4 separate regions of the Homo sapiens genome follow, and regions 1, 2 and 4 are each linked to region 3. Evidence: chromatin contacts called from ENCODE Hi-C or POLR2A ChIA-PET data. All regions are on one chromosome and are shown on one strand. Each heading gives the region's core, a stretch centred on a gene start or an enhancer-like site at or near the end of the contact. The rest is flanking DNA. Distances are from core to core; before and after follow the strand shown.

Region 1 (2,700 bases), core at 29-2,528, 1.1 Mb after region 3:
CCAACTTTTCGACCACCTCTTTTCCTGAAAGCTGGTAGTGGGGGCAGGGAATCCCAGTCCTCTCTCTGGATAATAATAGATTAAATAGATTAAGTGCGTTTTGAAACGTGTCCTCAGGAATTCTCTTCTGCTCCATTCATCTTCTGTCTTTAAAAATATACCATCGTAGGGAAAAAAGAGCACCCCTCAATGGAAATTAGACCAAAATAGCTCATCTAATGAAGTGCTGGGGCCAGAGATTTAAACCCAAACAAGCAGAACAATTCCACGTGAGAGAGTAAAAATCCATCCCTGCTGCCTGCTGTGCCCTTGGCCGAGCAGGAACTTGAACAGTAGGAAGCCTCTCGAGCTGGCTGTGTCACAAAACCCAGGGGCAGAAACTGCCTCGAGACTGCAGTTGCCGAAGATGGAAACAATCCATACTGAGAGCCCTAAGGCCTTTATGGAGCATTTTGCTGTTAAGGGAGCAAAAATTGCATCATCTCCTGCTCCATTTACTGGTGTTCAGTCGGTAATGAGTCTGGAGCCAGTGGAGGAATGAGCGGGCATGTGCTTGGGCTGGCAGCCTCTCTGCCCCAGGCTCCCTGAGCTGAGCCATGAGCCCCAGCAGAGCTGTGTGTGTGTTTGGGGGTGTGATGGGGTGGGTTCAGGAGGACCTGGGACTGCAATTCCCGCAAAGCCAGGAGGCACCTTCCTTTGGAGGACTCCAGGGACAGCCATAACCAGTGTGACCCACTGGGTCCTGTGAAAAGCATGCAGTGAACTTGGCCTATGGCTAGGGATGTGACCTATTCTACCCTCTTGAAACCCACTCATTTGTTTGAGTGTGAATTACACGTGTTGTTACCAAATAATTGCCGGATGAGAAATCAGAAGGGGCTGCACCAGGGTTACAAAGTCTCTGCTTAATACTCAGCAAGATGGCACCTAGGCTAAGGGTGTTGTACTATTGTCCTTTTCTACTCAGCCTTGTTTGCAGCCACACTGGTTGTGAGCAAGAGTTTCTTTGTACTAATGCCATCTCTGGTGCAGTTAAAGCCTGTAGCATATAACTAATCCAGCTCTGGTGTATCAGAGACACAGTCTACACTTGAGGTGTGGACATTTGAGAAAAAGATTGAATGCAGTTTTCTTCTAAACCTTTATTTCTTACTCTCTTTTCTTCCTTTTACCAACACCCCTGCATCAAATCTCATTTAGGTAACGTCAACAATCATTTCACCTTCTCTCCCAATGCTGGTTCCAATGTCACACGCCTGCTGCTTACATCTCGCTTTGACTATGCTGGTGGGTTTGATAAGATCTGGGACTACAAGCTACTTGTCTACGTAACTGATGACAACTTGATGTCTGACAGGAAGAAAGCGGAGGCTCTTGTTGAGACAGGAACAGTGACACTGAGTATTAAAGTCATTCCCCACCCAACCACTATCATCACCACGACCCCCAGGGTAAGGGCTTTAGGACCTGGAATCCCCAGGCACATTCCCTTGTGAGTTATGTTGATGGACTTCTTTCCCCGGCCTGGAGGTATGTGGGGTGGACTGAAGAGTTGAGGTATTAGGATGTTGCCAAAAATGGCAACCATGGGCTGGACTGGAGTAGCTGCAGGGTGGCAAAAATCTGGTGAGACCTCAGACTCATAACCGCTAACTCAACCACTAACATTTCCTGTTCTGGTAGAGAAGAGTGTGTTGTTTGTGCAGAGACTTGTGAGAGATCAGACCTCAACCATCTGTGTGGCTTGTGGCACAGGAGCTGATTTCCATGGGCATGCTGCCAGTTGCTACCTTCACAACCCCTCTCTGCTTGTTCAGAAGAGTCTTTGCAAGTCAATATCCATGAAATTAGGTTGCTTGCTTACTGCTGGGTGCTCTTTCCCACATCTTTTGAAGAATCACCAGGTACCAATCTGTACCCTACACCCCACCTCCGCTCCAAAAAAATTCATCCAATCTACAAATATCGATTTAATGCCTATAGTGTGCCAGTCACTTTAGCAAACAAGCCAAAAATGATCCCTGCTCTCAGAAAGCTTATTGTATAGGCGAGTGATTCTCTAAGTGCGGTCCCTAGACCATCAGAATCAGCACCACCTGGAAACTGGTTGGAAATGCAAATTCTCAGGCCCAGCCTAGATTATTAAAGTTATAGGTTACCCAACCATGATCATCACCATGACCTCCAGGGAAGGATGCTGGAACCTGGAATCCCCAACTCTATCCCCTAACCTAATGAATCCGAAGCTCTGGAGGTGGGGTCCAGTGAGCTGTGTTTTCAATCAGCCTTTCAGGGAATTCTAATGTGCATTAAAGTCTGAGAGCCACTGATCTAGAGGGGGAGATAGATTACAAACAAGTATTCAAATTGACAAAGTAAATACAGACTGTGGGAAAGGGTAGGAAGAAAATGACCAGGTGCTATCACAGAATTGGCCTGGAGAAGGAAGGGAGAGCCTTGAATCTGACAACAGGATTATCTTCCCTGCCCCTTGGAGGAACTGGCTTGCATCTATGCTGACTCATCTGTCCCCTTTCTTCCTCCTCCTCTTCCTCCTCCTCCTCCTCCTCCTAGTAGAAGCTGCACCCCTGGTCAGCAGCCTGATACCTGCAGCATGCCAGAAGGAAGATAATCAGAACCTTAGAGAACCCACTATGGAGGTGGCCAGCTTCTTCTCAGAGTCTTGCCAGGAGCTGGTTC
Region 2 (2,705 bases), core at 9-2,508, 1.1 Mb after region 3:
TTTGAGAGCTACTGAGCTCTGCAGAGATGTGGGTGAAGGGAGCCACAGACATATCAGTCTGGCAGGGGCTTAGAGTCACTGCTCTAACTGCCTATCTGGCAGGTGAAGAAACAGAGGCCAGGGCAGGCAAGCCCTGACCAGGGCAGTGTACCTGCTTGGTAGACGAGTTCTCTCCTTCCCCCAGTGCAGTGCCTACTGTCTCTCTTTAGCTGTGCCTAGCTGGGTTGGGGTCTTTTCTCTGGGCTTCCCTAACCACTCCTGCTGACCCCTATCTGAGCTCCAACTTCTCCCTGGAAACCACGCATTAACCTATTACCTCCTCGCTACACTGTGAGTTCCTGAGAGGGGCTTGCGTCTTTCTCATCTGGCAGTTGGCCAGAGCCCCATAAGTACACTCAAGTTGAATGAGCGATTAAATGGGTGACTGCAACAAGCCTGGGCAGGAATGGGTAGTGCTCTTTTTGGTCATGGCTTCTTAAACACAAACAAGGTGGGCTTCATTGGGCCTTATTTCAGAAAAAAATATTCGTCTTATTATAAAAAGTAATGTTTGGCCAGGCACAGTGGCTCAAACCTATAGTTTCAGCACTTTGGGCGGCCAAGGTGGGAAGATTGCTTGGGCCCAGGAGTTTGAGACCAGCCTGGGCAACATAGTGAGACCCTGTCTCTTAAAAAAAAAAAAAAGTTAGCTATGGTGTTGCATGCTTGTGGTCCCAGCTACTTGGGAGGCTAAAGCAGGAGGATCACTGGAGCCCAGGAGTTGGAGGCTGTAGTGAACCATGACTGTGCCACTGCACTCCAGCCTGGGCGACAGAGAAGACCCTGTCTCAAAAAACAAGTAAGTAAAGCAAAATAAAAAGTAATGTTTGACTTGAACTTACAAGTTAAAGAACTGATGAGTCGATTGTGCTGTTTTGATTCTGTGGCTCCTGTCATCCGTCTCACTCTACCTCCCAGCGACACAGTCCTGTCCTCCTAGATACATGTACCCTAGCTTGAGAAGTGGGACTGCGGGAAGCTGGGCCAACCAGGTGGCTTATTCACTGTCTGCTGGGGCAGGAGGCAGGGCAGGGGCAGGAGGGAGGCAACCCCAGCCTGTGCCCGGCTTCCCCGAGGCGTGTGCCTTGTGCGGCTGCTGAAGGAGTGACTCCTGAGGAAACCAGCTTTTCCAGGGAGGCAAGGGATGGGAGAAGAGGGTGGAGAAGGAAGTGGTCACACCACTTGCCTTCTGCCAATACTGTCCCTTTCTTACGCGTTAACCTTCCACTCTGAGCTATGACACTTTCAGTACTAGTGTGGTAAGTTCTACAGGAAACAGGAAACATGGTTTAACAGACATCCCTTTAAGCTTTAAGTGTAGCCCAGGCCCTGTTCTAGCTAGAATGAAGTTTTGCATAATGAATAGATACCAGATTCCCCTGAAGGGCTCTTGCCCCAGAGACTCTCAGTGGCCCACGTTCACAGGTACTTGCAGGCATGCATATATGCTTCTCACCTCTTAGGAAATGGCCTTTGCAGGCATGAAAAAACAAATACCTCAAGTTCCCTTCCTGAGCCTCTTAGGCAACATGAAAAAACTACATACCAATCCCGAGAATGGAAGCTGGTTTGGAGTTTCACCTCACAAAAAGCTGGCCCCACCATGCTCACCCAAATGGCAGATTTATGAAGGTTCTGTTTGACAAGAGCAAAGGATCCACTTTGAGCAGCTCTGGGCCTATGGAAGGCAAGGTGTTCATGTTTAAGCACAAAGGTAAACAGAGCATAGCAGCAGGTTACAGAGATCATTTATTTTCCCGCTGATGACAGACATGAGCTCTGGCCCAGGGCCCAAACTTCTTATCCTTGAAAAACACATTTTACAGATTGCCGGCAGAGACAGCCAACCCAGATTAAGCTGCCAGACCTAACTATTTTAGATCTTCCTCCTACTCCTCTGGAAAAAAAAAATATAAGATAACGATTTTTGTCCCTGAAAAACAATGAGAGGAACTAAAGGAAAGCCCGGGCTCTATTCTTAGGGGTCTGCTGCCCTCCAGAAAGCCCAGCGTACAACTTCAGGCAGGCCCATGACACGCCAAGTGTTTGCATTTTGGAAGAATCCTAATAGAATTCCTTCAAGTGGCAGATTCCTGAGGACATTTCAGGATTTATTTACAGATCGTTAACTTACTTGTCACAGAAACCGAAGGGCAGGGAAATTTTGAGCTGACATTTTGGAATGCCACCCTCAAAGGGTGATCAACCAGAAATAAAGATAAAGTGCCTTTGAAATGATAAATATGAAGTAATGGGGACAAGGATTTGTTTCATAGGCACCGTTTCAGAAAAACATCTCTAATGTAAAGTGAAGCCCAGAAGTATATTTTACCTGCTCTTCACTGACTATGTAATTAATGTTTCAGTGACTGACAATTCTCACTTATCACCATAAATTTTTTTCTAGAAATTGCCACATAAATTGGAGCATCATAAAACAGGTTTCTGCAAACTGGTTTGTATGTTTTTTATCATAATAATGAGGTTATAGCCGGGTGCATTGGCTCACGCCTGTAATCCCAGCACTTTGGGAAGCTGAGGTGGGTGGATCACCTGATGTTAGGAGTTTGAGACCAGCCTGGCTAACATGGTGAAACCCTGTCTCTACTGAAAATACAAAAATTAGCCAGGCGTGGTGGCTTGCGCCTGTAATCCCAGCTACTTAG
Region 3 (2,700 bases), core at 20-2,519:
AGGTCCTGTGAGGGCAAGGGTCAGAAGGACAGAGGAGTCTTCTTATCCTGGCTGCTCGCCTTTTCCCTCTGGTCACCTCACCCTTTTGCATGTTCAAAATCTATGCTCATCTTATCTAGCCCATTCCTCTTGGCTAAAGCCAGCACACATCCTGTTCCTCTCAATGGGAGAACTATCCGGGCAATTGCATTTAAAGGTTTTCTTGCATTGGTTCGGAATTTGCCCTGGCTCTGCCCTTATTTCCTGATCCCAGTGTAGTTTCTTTATTCAGGTGTGCAAAAGAGTGAGCTATTTTGTTATGGAGGCAGAGAGAAACAACCTCAGGTTCCTCTAATAATGCCTTTAGAACTCTCTTCTGAATAACTGGGGCGTTAAATTCATCGACAAAATCCCTTTGGGAGATACACCATCTGGGGACCCCCTCAAAGGTAGATATCTGGGCTAATTTGACTGCTATTTTGCAGGAATGCAGGTGGGCAAAAGATAGTTTCCACTAGGTCAGAATGTTTTTTCCACTTTCTGTTCTTTGTTATTTTGCTCACTTCCGGTGTGAAAGCACTGAATTTCAGAATTAGATGAAACTTATAGTAAAGGCCTGCCACAAGGTCTTTGTCAACCCCATATCCTGGTGACCAAACTAGATTTCATGACGTCAATCATTTCAAAAACACAGGCTCTTCCAACGGCGTCAGCAAGCAGAAATCCTGTTCACAAACACTGTTCTAAATCAGTCTTTATTTTATTTTATTTTTTTTGAGACAGAGTCTCACTCTGTCGCCCAGGCTGGAGTGCAGTGGCACTATCTTGGCTCACGGCAACCTCCACCTCCCGGGTTCAAGGAGTTCTCCTGCCTCAGCCTCCCGAGTAGCTGGGATCACAGGTGCCTGCCACTACACCCAGCTAATTTTTTGTATTTTTAGTAGAGACGGAGTTTCACCATGTTGCCCAGGCTGGTCTCAAACTCCTGACCTCAGGCGATCCGCCCGCCTCGGCGTCCCAAAGTGTTGGGATTACAGGCATGAGCCACTGCGCCCAGCCAAATCAGTCTCTTAATACTGAGTCTGAATCTCTTGAGATTTTAGCCCCTCAGTGCTGACCTGATGGAGATGTGCCTTTTTTTTTTTTTTCCGGGGAAGTATTCACTTCAACTCCCACAACCCCCGAGGAATGACTAGTGGGTTTCTTTCCCCTCCCCTCGGGTGGCCTTGTGAGGAAGCCAGGAAGTACTGTGAGCGGCAGGGCCTGGGAGAGCCCCTGTGGCCGACAGGAGGAGATCAGCCTTCATCGCACTCTCAGAAACGGAAGTGTGGGCGTGTGTTATGTTGCTGCAGCAACCAAAGGCAACCGAGCAGCAAACCTCAGATGACTGAGCCCAGCCCATTCAACGAGGGGGAGTTTCAGGTGGCCTGTGTTCCCCAGGGACTGGGCCTAGCTCAATCGGGAAAAGTCAGCATCCAAAAGTCCTCAATGACGCAGAGGAAGCCAGGAGAAAACAGTCAATGGCTAGTCATCACTGATTCGTGGTCACAGGCGTTAGAACAGGAAGGATCTGCACAGATCAGCCTCTCCCACCCCTCACTTTCCTGATAAAGGAACTAAAGTCCGGAAAGTACTTGCTCAGAGTCCTACTGCCAGTGGGTGTGAAAGCCAGAACCACCACCCTCATTGCCTTCTGTATACATAGCTTTAACAGTTTGCAAACACTCTTATATGCTTTAATTTCATCTGATCCTGGACTGAGAGCAAATATTTGTATTTCAACCAAAAGGCCAAATGCTCAGTTTCCTCATCTGAGAGGATAATAAGAGTACTTTTCTAATGGAATTCTTTTTTTCTTTTAATTTTTGGTAGAGACAGGGTCTCACTATGTTGCCCAGGATGGTCTTGAACTCCTGGCCTCAAGAGATCCTCCCAACTGCACCTCTCAAGTGCTAGGATTACAGGCATGAGCCATTGCTCCCTGTCCTCTAATGGAATTTTTGTTAGGATTAAATGAGTTAATAGTTTGGAGATTTGAGAGACTATAATAGAGGAAACCTCTCTTCCCTTCCCAAGTTCTGAGTAATTAAGAGCTGGGCAAGGAGAAATAAAAACAAATGGGATTGGCCAGGAGCAGTGGCTCTCTCCTGTAATCCCAGCACTTTAGGAGGCCAAGGCAAGCAGATCACTTGAGGTCAGGAATTCAAGACCAGCCTGGCCAACATGGAGAAACCCTGTCTCTACTGAAAATACAAAAATTATCTGGGTGTGGTAGTACACACCTGTAATCCCAGCTACTCGGAAGGCTGAGGCAGTAGAATCACTTGAACCCAGGAAGTGGAGGTTGCAGTGAGCCGAGATCACCCCACTGCATTCCAGCCTGGGTGACAGAACGAGACTTCATCTCAAAAAAAAAAAAAAAAAAAAAGCAAATGGGATCAAAACATCAACTTTATCACTGATACATTTTATATAGGAGTCCATGGTTTACATTTGTGGGTAAGTGAATGCCAGAATTAGGCAGGGTACCCACGCAGGCTGGGGCATGCCCCCCAGTTGGAAACTGTCCCTGTAAACAGTGGAGCCTGGGAGAGCAGAGCCCAAAGCATGCTCTGGAGGAGGATGGCTGCCAAGAGGACAGAGATGGGCTGAGCTATGCATCTCCAGTTCCTCCCCAGCGTCTCCATTGAGAAGTTGCTCCTCTTCCTGTACCACCCTCTT
Region 4 (2,700 bases), core at 96-2,595, 1.2 Mb after region 3:
CTTAAATCTGGACTTAGGTTTAAAAAAATCAAGTATATTTATTTATGCGTCTTTCAAGTAGTCATTTGTGTGAAGTCAGCACTACTTCAGTTTTCAGAAAACACACAAAATGTTCAGTGAATGGTGAAATTGCCTAACCCCTTGCGCGGTTACAATGGTCCAAGTAGGAAATCACATTAGGTACCCATCAGAGAAACTGAGTTTCTACGCTGCTTTTAAAAACATCCTCGGTAGGTTATTTAGAACAGGAAATTGAAAGTTCTTATTCTTCTTCACCACTCTATCACTAAGGAAAAGGGCGAAAAAGCTATGGATGTAAATGCTGCTGTCTATAAACACAACTTGCCTGCAGAAATATGTAGTGGGCCGCGAAGTTTGAAGGAAGCCCGCAGTGCCTGGTATATTCACCAACTCCTCCAAGTAACTGATCATTGCCAAGGTCGAATTAATAAGCGTTCTTTGATGTTAATGATTGTGAGTGTTCTCAGGAAAGGACTAAAAGCTGACTTTCTAAACAGGATGTTGTTTGGAAATACCCCAAACAAACTCGATGTCCATTCCTAACGTGTTATTAAGTGAACCGATCTGACTCGATGCGTTTTGTTAAAAGGACTTTCTTTAGTTTCCCTGGCCCACAGTTTATTTTTTTACTATTTTTAACTCGGAGCCCATCTTAAAAACAAATTAAGAACGGAATGCTCGCCAAATCACGTCTACAAGACAAAATCGGCTTCCCAGGGAGCTAGACCTCGAGTGGGCACCGGCAGGGACGTAACCGCTGAGCCTCTCCGCAGAGCGCGACGCCGGCCGCCGGGTTTCGGTTAGACCGCAGCAGGAAGTTTTCCCTTCCTCTGCGGGAGGCAGTGGAGCCAAGGGGAAATTTGAACTCCCACTCCACGGGGACACCCAGAGGGGAGCTCCGGTGTGGGAGGGTGGCTCCCCTGGGAGCCAGGCGGCCGAGGAGCTCGTGATTCGACGCCCGCCGCGGCGTCTCCGCCCCGCGCGGCCCAGGCCGCGGCCTCCCTGCCCTCCCTGCCGTCCACTCCCAGTCCCGGGGCGGCGGCCTCAAAGCCCGCGCGGCAGGGCTGCGTCCCGGCTCGCAGGTCCCCGTCTCCCCGCCTAGGGCGCCGCGCCGAGCGGCAGGCGGGCCTGGCCGGCGCGGGCTGCACTCACCCACTCGAGGACCTTGATGAAGCCGAGTGGCTCCTTGAGCGGGTTGAGGTTGATCTGGAAGCCGGACATCCTCTGAGGAAAGGAGGGAGAGAGAGTCAGGACGACGGGGCGGAGGAGGGGACCGACGAGACCAGAGCAGCCCGGTGGCGAGGAAGGGCAGGCGGGGCTGGCGCGCTGGCCGGGCTCGGAGGCGGGCCCGGGCGGCCGTGGGGCGGGGCGGGGCGGAGCGGCGGCGGTTGAGCTGCTGGCTGAGACTCTGGGGCGGAAACGGAGTGGGGCGGCTGGGGAGGCGAGGGGCGGGCCGGGGCGGAGACCGGGAGGCTTCTCCTCAGGCCGCACCTGGCCGAGTCGACTGATCCGCTGGCGAACCAAGTAGATGTTGGGCGCCATACTGCGTGCGCCGCGCCCCCTTCCCTGCGGTTCAGCCCCTGGCACTCGGTCTTCCCCTGCGCACGCGTGTACGCGTGCGCTCGTTGGGCCCGCGCCGCGCTTCCGGACCCGCGCGACTGCGAAGAGCCCTGACCCGGGGGCGCCCACGCCCGCTCCTGCGCAGCTTGGGGGCGCTGGCCTCAGAGACACCCTCACTTGACCCCGAGCTCACCACAGCTGAGCTCACTACACCGAAGCTGACCTCTCCTTCCCTTAACAGATCTCAACTTTTTTATGAATTTATAATGTATTGGCACAGATGAAGTTGTGTTTCAAGGCATGTGTTAGGGGCCTTTGATTAAAATTGCAAAACAACAGACTTCTGGCTACCGTGCTGTGGGGTGCCTCGAAAGTGTGAATCACCAAATATTCGTATGGAAATTAGGTTTATTTTCAAAGTTACCATCGCAGCCATGGTTGAAAAATGAAGTAAGTTTATACCTAAAAGGAAAGGCGTGGCCGGACAGGCCCTCGGTGACCTACACTTTCACCTCTTCTACGCTGTCGGTCGACAGTCCTCTTTTTAAGGCATCGTTGGTATCTTTCTTCAAGAAGCTGACCCCTTTAAGATTCGGCTTAGGTGATACTTTCCTCTTGGCACGCAGTTACGGGAGCCCCAAGGTAGTGTGATCTCCTTCCTGGCTTCTTCAGTACCTGGAAAGTTCCTGGACAGCTGGAATGTGGTCATATTCGTGTATATGAAAAACCAGCTTCCAAGGACTTACCTGAATTTCAAGCACGAATATGATTTGCAGGCTACTTGCCACTGAGGTTATTCCGTCAGGGTTGACAACTGTTATTGAACGTCCTTGTAGTAAGCGAACCCTTTCTCTTTCGAGACCTATCTCCTTGTTTGCTGTCCAGAGAGTGCAAAAAATACATTTCATTTTCTATGCAGACAGAGACAATCTTTATGTTTATCTTGGCTCCCGTTCCTCAGTCCCCAGCACAGTCAGTGCTCAATGAGCACCTAATGGCATATCTCATTTTGAAATAACATTAAGAACTGGGCGCGGTGGCTCACGCCTGTAATCCCAGCACTTTGGGAGGCCGAGGCCGGCGGATCGTGAGGTCAGGAGTTCAAGACCAACCTGGCTA

Evidence for each region. A loop is a pair of places that touch in the nucleus more often than their neighbours do. ChIA-PET counts read pairs that join two places held with the same protein, here RNA polymerase II (POLR2A). Pooled maps may share reads with other maps.
Region 1: a loop to region 3 is called in a map of CD8-positive, alpha-beta T cell, with 13 times the contacts of the local background. The contact joins two enhancer-like sites. A Hi-C loop is called at or near these places in 5 of 168 maps with a recorded cell type or tissue (CD4-positive, alpha-beta memory T cell, CD8-positive, alpha-beta T cell, naive thymus-derived CD4-positive, alpha-beta T cell and 1 more), 1 of 37 single-sample maps with no recorded cell type and 10 of 50 pooled maps.
Region 2: a loop to region 3 is called in a map of B cell, with 4 times the contacts of the local background. The contact joins two enhancer-like sites. A Hi-C loop is called at or near these places in 3 of 168 maps with a recorded cell type or tissue (B cell, PC-9 and Ramos), 13 of 37 single-sample maps with no recorded cell type and 10 of 50 pooled maps. POLR2A ChIA-PET finds 5 or more read pairs at or near these places in 1 of 52 experiments (activated naive CD4-positive, alpha-beta T cell).
Region 4: a loop to region 3 is called in a map of CD8-positive, alpha-beta T cell, with 11 times the contacts of the local background. The contact joins the promoter of SYPL1 here to the enhancer-like site in region 3. A Hi-C loop is called at or near these places in 3 of 168 maps with a recorded cell type or tissue (CD4-positive, alpha-beta memory T cell, CD8-positive, alpha-beta T cell and naive thymus-derived CD4-positive, alpha-beta T cell), 3 of 37 single-sample maps with no recorded cell type and 14 of 50 pooled maps. POLR2A ChIA-PET finds 5 or more read pairs at or near these places in 3 of 52 experiments (B cell, GM10248 and activated naive CD4-positive, alpha-beta T cell).

The regions. Positions count from the first base shown.
Region 1 is chr7:106,020,998-106,023,697 of GRCh38, forward strand. It overlaps CDHR3 (cadherin related family member 3), which reads left to right. Exons shown (of 19, transcript NM_152750.5): 14 at 1,201-1,451. Among named protein-coding and RNA genes, the nearest start is that of CDHR3, 59 kb to the left of the region's middle. Within about 2 kb of position 1,279, at least 7 of the 41 ENCODE cell types and tissues checked have a DNase peak (open chromatin) inside an H3K27ac peak, as active enhancers do; they include CD8-positive, alpha-beta T cell, where a contact is called at or near this core.
Region 2 is chr7:106,070,418-106,073,122 of GRCh38, forward strand. No RefSeq gene overlaps it. Among named protein-coding and RNA genes, the nearest start is that of SYPL1, 41 kb to the right of the region's middle. RefSeq lists an enhancer at 1,666-1,960. Within about 2 kb of position 1,259, at least 28 of the 41 ENCODE cell types and tissues checked have a DNase peak (open chromatin) inside an H3K27ac peak, as active enhancers do; they include B cell, where a contact is called at or near this core.
Region 3 is chr7:104,943,907-104,946,606 of GRCh38, forward strand. All of the region lies in intron 1 of LOC101927902 (a long non-coding RNA gene), which reads left to right. Among named protein-coding and RNA genes, the nearest start is that of LHFPL3-AS2, 19 kb to the left of the region's middle. RefSeq lists enhancers at 1-52, 693-742, 1,053-1,362, 1,156-1,450, 1,683-1,752. Within about 2 kb of position 1,270, at least 37 of the 41 ENCODE cell types and tissues checked have a DNase peak (open chromatin) inside an H3K27ac peak, as active enhancers do; they include B cell and CD8-positive, alpha-beta T cell, where a contact is called at or near this core.
Region 4 is chr7:106,110,967-106,113,666 of GRCh38, forward strand. It overlaps SYPL1 (synaptophysin like 1), which reads right to left and starts at 1,346. Exons shown (of 5, transcript NM_182715.4): 1 at 1,174-1,346. The coding sequence starts at 1,242. RefSeq lists an enhancer at 576-1,408 and silencers at 864-1,113, 1,124-1,613, 1,694-1,753.